Regions from separate parts of the Homo sapiens genome. Here region 1 is linked to region 2. A link is an interaction called in ENCODE POLR2A ChIA-PET data of the cell type or tissue named here. Cell type or tissue: HepG2. All regions are shown on one strand. Links, peaks and the distances in the headings refer to the core of each region. The heading gives the core; the rest is flanking DNA.

Region 1 (5,374 bases), core at 67-5,066, 190 kb before region 2:
TTTTAAGCAATCTTATCTACCTTCTTGCAGGACTAGGATTGACAGATGACAAAAAAAAAAAAAAAAAAAGAGTTAAGGCACATCTGTAAAGCTAGAAATTGGAAGGCTGCTAGGGTTTGAATCCTGGCATGGCCATTCCCTAGCTATTAGGCTTAGTTTCCTGTGGCTGTTATAACAAATTGCCACAAACTCGATGGCTCAAAACAACAGAAGTTTATTCTCACACAGTTCTGGAGGCCAGAGGGTGAGCATCAGTTTCACTCAGCTGAAGTCAAGGTGTCAGCAGGGCCATGCTCCCACAGAGGCTCTGGGGGACAAATCACTCCATACCTCTTCCAGCTGCTGGTGGCTGCCAGCATTCCTTTGCTTGTAGCCACATCACTGCCATCTCTGCCTTGGTCTTCACGTTGTCTTCTTTTCTGTGTGTCTGTCCACCCTCCCTTGGTCTTCCTCTTACGAAGCATATGACATGCATGCTTTTAATACATGTGATAACATTTAGAGCCCAGCAAGATAATCCCAGATAATATCCTCATCACAAAATCCTTAATTTGATCATATTTGCAAAGACTTTACCATATAAGGTAACATTCACAGGCTCCTGGGATTAGGAGAACCTGATTTCTTAGAGGTCCACCATTCAGCCCACTGTACTAGCATGTGGCTCCAAGTGAGTGTCAACCTCACTGTGCCTCAGTTTCCTTATCTGTAAAATGACAGCAGCCACCTCACTGGGTAATTATGAAGATTTAATAAGTACTTAGAATGGTGACCAGCACATGATAAAAGCTTTGTAAATGTTAACCTTCAATAATATCAAGGGTCGGTCGGGCGCGGTGGCTCACACCTGTAATTCTAGCACTTTGGGAGGCAGAGGCGGGAAGATCGCTTGAGCCCAGGAATTTGAGACCAGCCTGGGCAACATGACAAAACCCAGTCTCTACAAAAACAAAAACAAAAACAAAAAACCTAGCCAGGCGTGGTGGCATGTGCCTGTAGTCCCAGCTACTTGAGGGGGCTGAGGCACAAGAATCTCTTGAACCCTGGAGGTTGAGGCTGCAGTGAGCTGAGTTTGCACCACTGCATTCCAGCCTGGGGGGCAGAGAGAGACTCTGTCTCTAAAAAAATAATAATAATAAGATTTGACTGTGACTGAAATTCGCACAAGAACAAATCCCTTCTCTGTCCTGTTTGCTCGCGCCTGTCTTCATAGCACCCACCATGGAGACTTGCACATAGTAGGTGCTCAGTAAATATTAAATGCACACATGCCACTATGTAGCTGTGTGGCTTCAAGCAAGTTGTTTCTCCTCTCTGGTCCTCAGTTTCCTTCTCCCTTCACGAAGAGCTTCTTGTAGGGAAAGTCCATTCCTCTTTCTGGGAGGGTGTGTCCCCATCAGGGGTAGAGGGTTCAGGGGTCAGGAGCCGGCCACAGCTGCTATCTCCCTGAGTCACCAAATTTCTCAACTTGAGGCCAAGTGTCTAAATATTGTGACTGAGCCAGTTAGAGATAAGATGTGGAAACATTGATTTGGCCCAAGCAACTGCAGTCACGGTGCTGGAGCCAGACCTCCCTGGATCTTCTCAGCAGCATGAGTGAGTGTTTAGCACCTGCCAGGAACACAGGCTGCTGACCTGCAAACAGATGGGGAGGCCCAGATGCCTGGCTTGGCAGCAAGAGCCTGCCTTTGCCGTCTCTGTTTACACAGCCAGCATCCAGTCAAATCTCTGTGGCTCCAGTGGAGAAACTAAGGCCCAAAGGGAGTGAAGGATGTGTCGTCCAGGGTTACGCTGGGAGACTGCTATCCCATGAAGCTAAAACCCGCAAGTCCTAACTCCCAGCCCAGCACCTGTGGGAACCCACCAGGCCCAGGGAGAAGGAAGGCTGGCAGCGTGTCACAGGCAGGGAGCGTGCCTGAGCAAATGCTCAGGGGTGAAAGACCAGATGCAAGCTCAAACACTAGAGTGAATGGGAGAAAAGGCCACGTGTCCAGGACTTTGGACTCAATTCAGAGAATAAAAGGGAACCATCGATGGTTTTAGGAAGAAGAGCAGCAGGATCTGAGAGGCTTTTTCCAAGTGCTTATAGACCACCAGCATCAGAATCGCCTACGACAGGAGCTGGGGGAGGTTGTCAAAATGTGGGTTCCTGGGGTCCACCCTAGATGTGGCTCCCCATTGTAGCAGGCCCCCTCTGAGGGGATTCTGAAGCACACCCACTGTTTTAGTGAGTAGGAGATGCAGCTAACATCCCACTTATAAGGTCTAATCTCAGACAAACCTGGTTTCAAATCCCAGCTCTGCCACTTACTTGCTCTGTGATTTTAGGTCACTTACGACACCTCTCTGAGCCTGTTTTCTCTCCTCCGTAATGAAACAATCTTAGCATTTGCCTCAAAGGTTTGTTCTAAGGATTCAATAAGATAATGTAGGTAAAGTGCTCTACATAGATCCAGAGCCCTCCTAGTGCTCAAAAACACTGGTTTTTAGAGATTCCCTTGGGCAGCAGTGGGGAGAAAGCAATGGAGGAGGGCAGGCAAGGAGGCAGGGAAGCCAGTGAGGAGGCAGCAGTGGGACTCCGGGGAGAGGTCTGTGGCTAGGGTGTGGACATGGTGACGGGTGGGGTGGCTCCTTTGCACCGTGCCAGGTGGTGCCGATCTTGTATGCTCGATTGCGAAAGAAGCTCTCTGGAGTTGGTCTAGGGCAGGAGAGAAGAGGATGAGCAAAAAAACCAAAAGAGGTTGATCATAAAACCCATATTCGCAGTCACGGACTGGGTGCTTAGCGTGGGCCAGGCCCCGTGTTAGCTGCTTCCTGATCTTCATCCTCACAACCACCTGACAGTGTGGGTAGCACTTCATCAGGGGTTGTTAACCCCGACACTAGTGACACTTGTACTGGATAATTCCTTAATTAAGGGGCTGTGCTGTGCACTGTCAAATATTTAACAACACCCCTGGACTCTACCCACTAGATGCCATTAACACTCCCACCTTCCAGTTATGACAACCAAAACTGTCTCCAGACATTACCAGAGGTTTCCCGGGAGGCAAAATCACCCCTAGTTAAGAACCAGTGCTTTATTCTCCTTTTACAAGGAGGGAATTGAAGGCTCAGAGAGCCAAAGCCCTTTGCCCACAGTCTCCCAGCTAAGAAGTGGCCGGATTTGAACTCAGGTCTGACTCGGAGCCCCGGATGTTAACCTTTGCCGTGAAGGAGGCCACATCTATGCAGTGGCAGGCCCAGATGGTCTATATGGGGGTCTTGGGGACAGTGGTCTTTTCCGAAGGGGCAGCTGGAAACACCTGCTAAGCAGATGGGCTGCGTGAGCGTTTGTTGGGGGTGGTTGTAGAAGCGATGATGGGGATTATGAGAGAGCCAAATCCCCCTCCAGAGGCTACCACCATTTGCCCTGGACAGAGGGACTGAGGGAGATGGGACGTGGAGGGCAGGCAAGAAGGACCAAGGTGGCACTGTTAGGAGAAGCTGGGTGAGGTCATCTATGCCTGGAGCCCCACTGCCGGGAGCCTCCCAAAAACACTCTCCAAGACCTTTGGGCTAAATATTTATCCTGTGAATGCTCTTTTCCTTCCTGCATGGGGAGTGGGGCTTTGGAGGTGGGTCCAAGAAATTTGGGGAGACAGAATCCAGAGAAAGAGGAAGGGGACAGGCCAGAGGTCAGAGGTCAGGAGAAAGTAGTCAGAGGCCAGGAATAAACATTCATCCTGGCATCTAAAGCCTTCCAGAGTGAGCTCCACTGCCACCACAGCCATCTCACTCAGGGAGGCGTAGAATTCAAAATATGTTTTTGTTTTCTTAAGAGACATGGGGAATAAAATTACAATTTTTTTTTTGGTCCAGTCTTTTTTTTTTTTTCTTTTTTGAGACAGAGTCTCACTCTGTTGCCTAAGATGGAGTGCAGTGGCGCGATCTCAGCTCACTGCAACCTCCGCCTCCTGGGTTCAAGCAATTCTTGTGCCTCGGTCTCCTCAGTAGCTGGGATTACAGCCACCCACCACCATGCCTGGCTAATTTTTGTATTTTTAGTAGAGACAAGATTTCATCATGTTGGCCAGGCTGGTCTTTAACTCCTGACCTCGAATGATCTGCCCACCTCGGTCTCCCAAAGTGCTGGGATTACAGGCATGAACCACCATGCCCGGCTCAGTCTTGATATTTTTAAGCAAGGGAGTTGGAGGTGAAGGGAAAATTAAGTCAAAAAATCTTACCCAGAGGACAGGTGTGGTAGCTCACACCTATAATCCCAGCACTTTGGGAGGCCAAGGCGGGCAGATTGCCAGAGGTCAGGTGTTCGAGACCAGCCTGGCCGACATAGTGAAACCCCATCACTACTAAAAATATAAAAATTAGCCGGGTGTGGTGGCGGGTATCTGTAATCCCAGCTACTCAGGAGGCTGAGGCAGGAGAATTGCTTGAACCCGGGAGGTGGAGGCTGCAGTGAGCCGAGATTGAGCCACTGTACTCCAGCCTGGGTGACAGAGCGAGACTCTGTTTAAAAAAAAAAAAAGGCTGGGCGCAGTGGCTCATGCCTGTAATCCCAGCACTTTGGGAGCCTGAGGAGGGCGGATCAGGAGTTTGAGACCAGCCTGGACAACATGGTGAAAACTTCTCTCTACTAAAAATACAAAACTAGGCGGATGTAGTGGCGCACACCTGTAGTCCCGGCTACTCAGGAGGCTGAGACAGGAGAATCGCTTGAACCTGGGAGGCAGAGGCTGCAGTGAGTCAAGATTGCACCACTGCACTCCAGCCTGGGCAACAAGAGCAAAACTCTGTTTCAAAAAAAAAAAATCTTATCCAGAGAAGAAGTCATTTTTTTAGACACAAGAATACTTTGTTTATACAGATGGTTGCTATAAAAGGCCTGACTTTGTGCCGATAGAGAAGATGGATTTATGGTGAAGGCAGCTCCTGAATGAGCTCAGTAATCAAAGTCAAGGTCCTGCCAGGTTAAGCTGCAGCAGGCTCCGCTCCCTACCAAAAATGACAGGCTCTGCTCCATCTGATGGGTTCTGCTCCAGATGATGGAACTCATAAGGGCATCATGCTGTCAAACGGTTTTACTGCCAAGACTGTTGTTCATGTGTCCAAAGCATCACGTCTAACCTCTAGGTTACGATGACCCCAGAGCTTGCAAATCTTGGTGGAAGAATTGCACGGAGCCTGAAGTATGTTTTTCATCGGAAATGGTGCTCATTAAAGAAATACGTGCCTGTTAGCCATCACTTGGATTGTACATGACATCGTTGATGTTGCGTGTGTGTGTGTGTGTGTGTGTGGGTGCACGCACGCACTTGTGTGTTTACATTTTCTTTTCCTTCTTTGTTCCTCCACTAAAGCAGAAAAAGTGTTA
Region 2 (5,374 bases), core at 168-5,167:
GGCTCATTCTTTGCTTCGGGGGCTGTCCTGTGTGTTGTCTGATGGTTAGCAACATCCCTGGCCTCCATTCACAGATGCCAGGGGCAACACCACACCTGGTTGTAACCAAAACTTTCTCCAGACATTGTCAAATATCCTCTGGGGAAAAAAAAATCACCCTCGGTTGAGAACCGTCGTCAACTCCTACTAGGAACCACTGAGGTTAGTAATATTTTTATTATTATTATTATTATTTATTTTTTTATTTTTTGAGACAGTCTTGCTCTGGTACCCAGGCTGGAGTGCAGTGGCACTATCTTGGCTCACTGCAACTTCTGCCTGCCGGATTCAAGCGATTCTCCTGCCTCATCCTCCCGAGTAGCTGGAATTACAGATGTCTGCCACCACGCCCGGCTAATTATTTTGTATTTTTAGTAGAGACAGGGTTTCACCATGTTGCCCAGGCTGGTCTCGAAATTCTGACCTCAAGTGATCCACCTGCCTCGGCCTTCCAAAGTGTTAGGATTACAGGTGTGAGCCACTGTGTCCAGCCATATTATTATTATTTTAGAGATGAGGAAATCAGGATTATGGAAGTGTGATGACTTGTTCAGGTATAAGGGGCAAAGTCAGGAATTGGAATTTCTCCCAAGCCAGTGATTTTCTTTTCCTTTTTTTTTTTTTTTTTTTTTTTTGAGATGGAGTTTCACTCTTGTTGCCTAGGCTGGAGTGCAGTGGCATGATCTTGGCTCACTGCAACCTCGGCCTCCCGGGTTCAAGCAATTCTCCTGCCTCAGCCTCCCGAGTAGCTGGTATTATAGGTGCCTGCCACCACACCCAGCTAATTTTTTGTATTTTTAGTAGAGACGGGGTATCACTGTGTTGACCAGGCTGATCTGGAACTCCTGACCTCAGGTGATGCACCTGCCTCGGCCTCTCAAAGTGCTGAGATTACAGACATGAGCCACCGCGCCCGGCCTAAGACAGTGATTTTCAAATTCGCTAACTGATAAACGTCACTGGGGCCCTTGCTAACAGAGGCCTGGCCCCATGCCAGACCCACTGCATCAGAACCTTTAGGAAAGGGGCCAGGAGTTCTATATTCTCTACAAGATTCCTTTCCTGACAACCTGCAAACATCAATATTTAACAGCCAATATTCTCTGTTTTTATAGCTTTTCTCACATGAGCCCCCACTGTTTATTTTTTACCTTTTGTTGTTGTTGTCGTTATAAATGAGACAGAGTCTCATTATGTTGCCCAGGTTGGTCTCCAACTCCTGGGCTCAAGTGATCCTCTCACCTTGGCCTCCCAAAGTACTGGGATTATAGGTGTGAGCCACTATGCCTGGTCTTTTAAATTTTTTTCGAGTTGGGGTGCACTGGCTATTCGTAGGAGTGATCATGGCACACTATAGCCTTGAACCCCTGGCCTCAGCCCCAGAAGCTGGGACTACAGACACACGCTCAGGGTGTCCAGCTTGCCATTCCCACTTCAGAGAAGAAACTGAAGCACACAGAGATTGTGACTTGCCCAAAGCCATTCAGAAAGTGAGAATAGGCCGGGTGCAGTGGCTCAAGACTGTAATCCCAGCAGTTTGGGAGGCCGAGGTCGGAGGATCACTTGAGCCCAGGAGTTGGAGACCAGCCTGGGCAACATGGCAAAACTCCATCTCTACAAAAAATACAAAAATTAGTCGGGTATGGTGGCACTCACCTGTAGTCCCAGCTACGTGGGAGGCTGAGGTGGGAGGATTGCTTGAGCATGGGAGGTCATGGCTGCAGTGAGCAATTATTGCACCAGTGCATTCCAACCTAGGTGACAGAGGGAGACCATCTCAAAAAAAAGAAAAAAAAAAATGAGGCTGGGCACGGTGGCTTAGGCCTGTAATCCTAGCACTTTAGGAAGCTGAGGCAGGCGATTGCCCGAGGTCAGGAGTTTGAGACCAGCCTGGCAAACATGGTAAAACCCCGTCTCTACTAAAAATACAAAAATTAGCTGGGCGCGGTGGCACATGCCTGTTAATCCCAGCTACTCGGGGGGCTGAGGCAGGAGAATCACTTGAACCTGGGAGGCAGAAGTTACAATGAGCCGACATTGGACCACTGCACTCCAGCTTGGGTGACAGGGCGAGACTCTGTCTCCAAAATAAAAAAGTGAGAAGAAAAATAAATAAAATTTAAAATAACAAAAAGTAAGAAACAGAAACATACACACACACAAAAGCAAACAAAAGAAAACAAGAAAAGGAAAAAATGAAACAAACTAGAAAAAACAAAATGAGAAGAATGTAGACTGTCATCATGTGCCTTGGCCATCCCTCCAGGAAGATGTCTTGGAGCTGGGATTCGTGGATAAACAAGATAAACAAGATGTATACATTTTCCTGTGTGCTTGCAGCTACACACACACACACACACACACTTGTGCATGCATTTGGACACACAAACACTGGGGCCAGAGAGAGGCCCAGCCTCCCCTTAGACACATTGTTGTCCAATGTCCCCCACCCCCAGTTGGGGTTCTGTAAGTAAAAAAGAAGGAACAGGATGAGTATTCAACAGGCAACCTTTAGGTTTTCCATGGACCTCACCTCATTTGATAGACAGAAAAGTTTCTACAGCAAGTTCATTGGCAGGACTAGGCCTTGAGCCCACTCCCTGGGACAGCGGACTCCACACCACCTGTTACAACTGGAGATTGAGTGTCTGCCGGAAGCTGTTTCCTGGGGAACTGCAGCCAGCTGCTGGCCACACAGGAGCTCTTTATCCCCCACCAACTCACCTCCCTGGGATCTACCCAGGACCTGCCTTCTTGAGTAACAGGATGTGACCCTATGTCACCAGGGCACTTGCTGCCCATTGAAAGTCCTCATGAGTCATTCTCCAAGGTTCCAAGGGAAAAAAAACTCCTAGATAGGGGCCCATCCCAGAAAGAAATAAAACACTGGCCCAGGGCCGAGACTTTCAGAGAAACCAGCTGGCCTGCTTGTGAGTGGGAGGTTGCGGGGGGTCACCTTGAACCGAGGTCTCTCTGGACAGAACTGTTTTCTTATTCAATCATTCATTCATCATCTATTTATAGACATGACATTTATTCATGGATTCAGCTAATATTTATTAGGAGGGGCAAAATAACTCTCACTTCTAACCTACACATTTTTGAGTTGTTTACATTCATTATTACACAAGTATGTGCTGCTTTCATTTTTTTAAGCTTTGCTTTTAATTAATTAATTAATTTATTTATTTAGCAATCCCAGGATGGAGACAGATTTAATTATTTTAAAATAACAGGCCAGGCGTGGTGGCACACACTTGTAATCCCAGCTACTCAGGAGGCTGAGGCAGGAGAATCGCTTGAACCCAGGAGGTAGAGGTTGCAGTGAGCCGAGATCACGCCACTGCACTCCAGCCTCAGCCACAGCCTGTCTCAAAAATTAAAAAGAGAGAGAGAGAGAGAGAGAGATGCTGCTTTCTGATCCAGAGGACATACATGCCCCACTGGCAAGACAGAAGATCCCCAATTCGGACAGCTACCTGGAGAAGTTGACCTCTAAGCTGAAAACTCAAGGATGAACGTTGCCAGGTGACAGGGAGGAAATTACCAGAAATGGTGCTCTGGGCAAAGGGAACAGCATGTACAAAGGTCAGGAGATCATGCTTTTTTCCGAAAATGCAAGTGTTTGAGACCATACTGTAGGAAGTGGGAGAGGAAGTGATGAGCTCAGAGAAAAAGACAGAAAGGCAGAGAGCCCACTTAAAGGAATGGCTAATTAACCACCCCCATTCCACTCTTCCCGCCCACCTCCCCACCCTCATCCCACTCCTAGGACCATGACTCAGTCATGAGGTTTTCACACTCTCTCACTTTAAGCTGGGCAGTTTCTGTTTCTCAGCCAATGTGTCATTCATCAGCAGATCATGTCATCCCCCCCAATCCACAGCATGGTTCCAGAATATCAGCTGATCCTCGTGAATTGGACCGCAAATCTTCCAGAGTTTTTTTTTTGTTTTTTTTTTTTTCTTTTTTGAGATGAGGTCTTGCTCTTGTCACCCAGGCTGGAGTGCAGTGGCGCGATCTCGGCTCACTGCCTCCGCCTCCCGAGTTCAAGCGATTCTGCTGCCTCAGCCTCCTGAGTAGCTGGGATTACAGGTGCCTGCCACCTACACCCAGCTAATTTTTGTAGTTTTAGTAGAGATGGGGTTTTGCCATGTTGGCCAGGCTAGTCTCAAACTCCTGACCTTTTGATCTGCCCTCCTCAGCCTCCCAAAGTGCTGGGACTATAGACGTGAGCCGCCACACTCGGCCGCTTCCAGGGTCTTACAAGGCGAAAAAAATCTTACATTGAAAATCAAGGGAGCATTAATAAATATTATAGCACTGGGTGCATCGCCCACAGATAGGCAGGCAAGTTTTGTTCAACTGGAGGCACTTTATGACTAGGTCTAAAGTCGCCATTTATCTGAGATTGTCCTGTCTCTAGCAGCTGGGTCTCATTTCATGCTCAGAGGAAACTTACGAGGAAAATGCTTTTGCTATCCCCACTTCACAGAAGAGAACTGAAGCCTAGAATGTAAGACACTCACCTCAAATCTCATATACCTGATCACTTTTTTTGAAACAGGGTCTCAAGCAGCCACCCCGACTGGAGTGCAGAGGCTGGAACACAGTTCACTGCAGCCTTGACCTCCCTGGGATCAGGTGATCCTCCCACCTTAGCCTCCCGATTAGCTAGGACTACAGGTATGCACCACCACACCTAGCTAATTTCTGTATTTTTTCTTCCAAGACGGAGTCTTACTAAGTTGCCCAGGCTGCAGTGCAGTGGTGCAATCTCAGCTCACTGCATGAGATCGTCTGCTGGGTTCAAGTGATTGTCTTGCCTCAGCCTCCCAAGTAGCTGGGATTACAGGCATGTGCCACCACACCCGACTAATTTTTGTATTTTTAGGTATTTTTAGGAGAGACGGGGTTTCGCCATGTTGACCAGGCTGGTGTCAAACTCCTGACTTCAGGTGATCCACACACTTTGGCCTCCCAAAGTGCTGGGATTACAGGTGTGAGCCACTGCATCCGGCCGCCTGGCTAATTTTTAAAAATTATTTGTAGAAATGAGGTCCTGCTATGTTGTCTAAGCTGGTCTCTAACTCCTGGGCTCAAGAGATCCTCTCACCTCGGCCTCCCAAAATGCTAGGAGTACAGGCGTGAGCCACTGTGCCCAGTCATGGTCTTTGTTTAATCTTTACAATAGAGCATCCCCATTTACGATATGGGAAAACAGAGGCCCAGAGAGCTGAAGCAACTTGCCAGAGACATAGCAAAAGTAAGGGAGTGCTCCTACACTGCTGACAGGAATGTAAAGTGGGGCAGCCACTTTAGAAAACAGGGTAGT

The links. Peaks named below come from ENCODE experiments on the same cell type or tissue, not always from the same donor. Only the 100,000 strongest peaks of a DNase experiment are listed, where the experiment ranks them.
Region 1: POLR2A ChIA-PET joins it to region 2 with 6 read pairs; 1 of 35 experiments calls an interaction of 5 or more read pairs at or near these places.

The regions. Positions count from the first base shown.
Region 1 is chr20:49,582,265-49,587,638 of GRCh38, forward strand. No RefSeq gene overlaps it. Among named protein-coding and RNA genes, the nearest start is that of PTGIS, 17 kb to the left of the region's middle. In HepG2, for the core only: a CTCF peak has its summit at 1,907; DNase peaks (open chromatin) are centred at 1,497 and 1,967.
Region 2 is chr20:49,772,656-49,778,029 of GRCh38, forward strand. It overlaps LOC105372652 (a long non-coding RNA gene), which reads right to left and starts at 2,716. Exons shown (of 3, transcript XR_936825.3): 1 at 2,573-2,716. RefSeq lists a silencer at 2,684-2,832. In HepG2, for the core only: a CTCF peak has its summit at 2,707; DNase peaks (open chromatin) are centred at 2,786 and 3,836; H3K4me3 peaks cover 956 bases.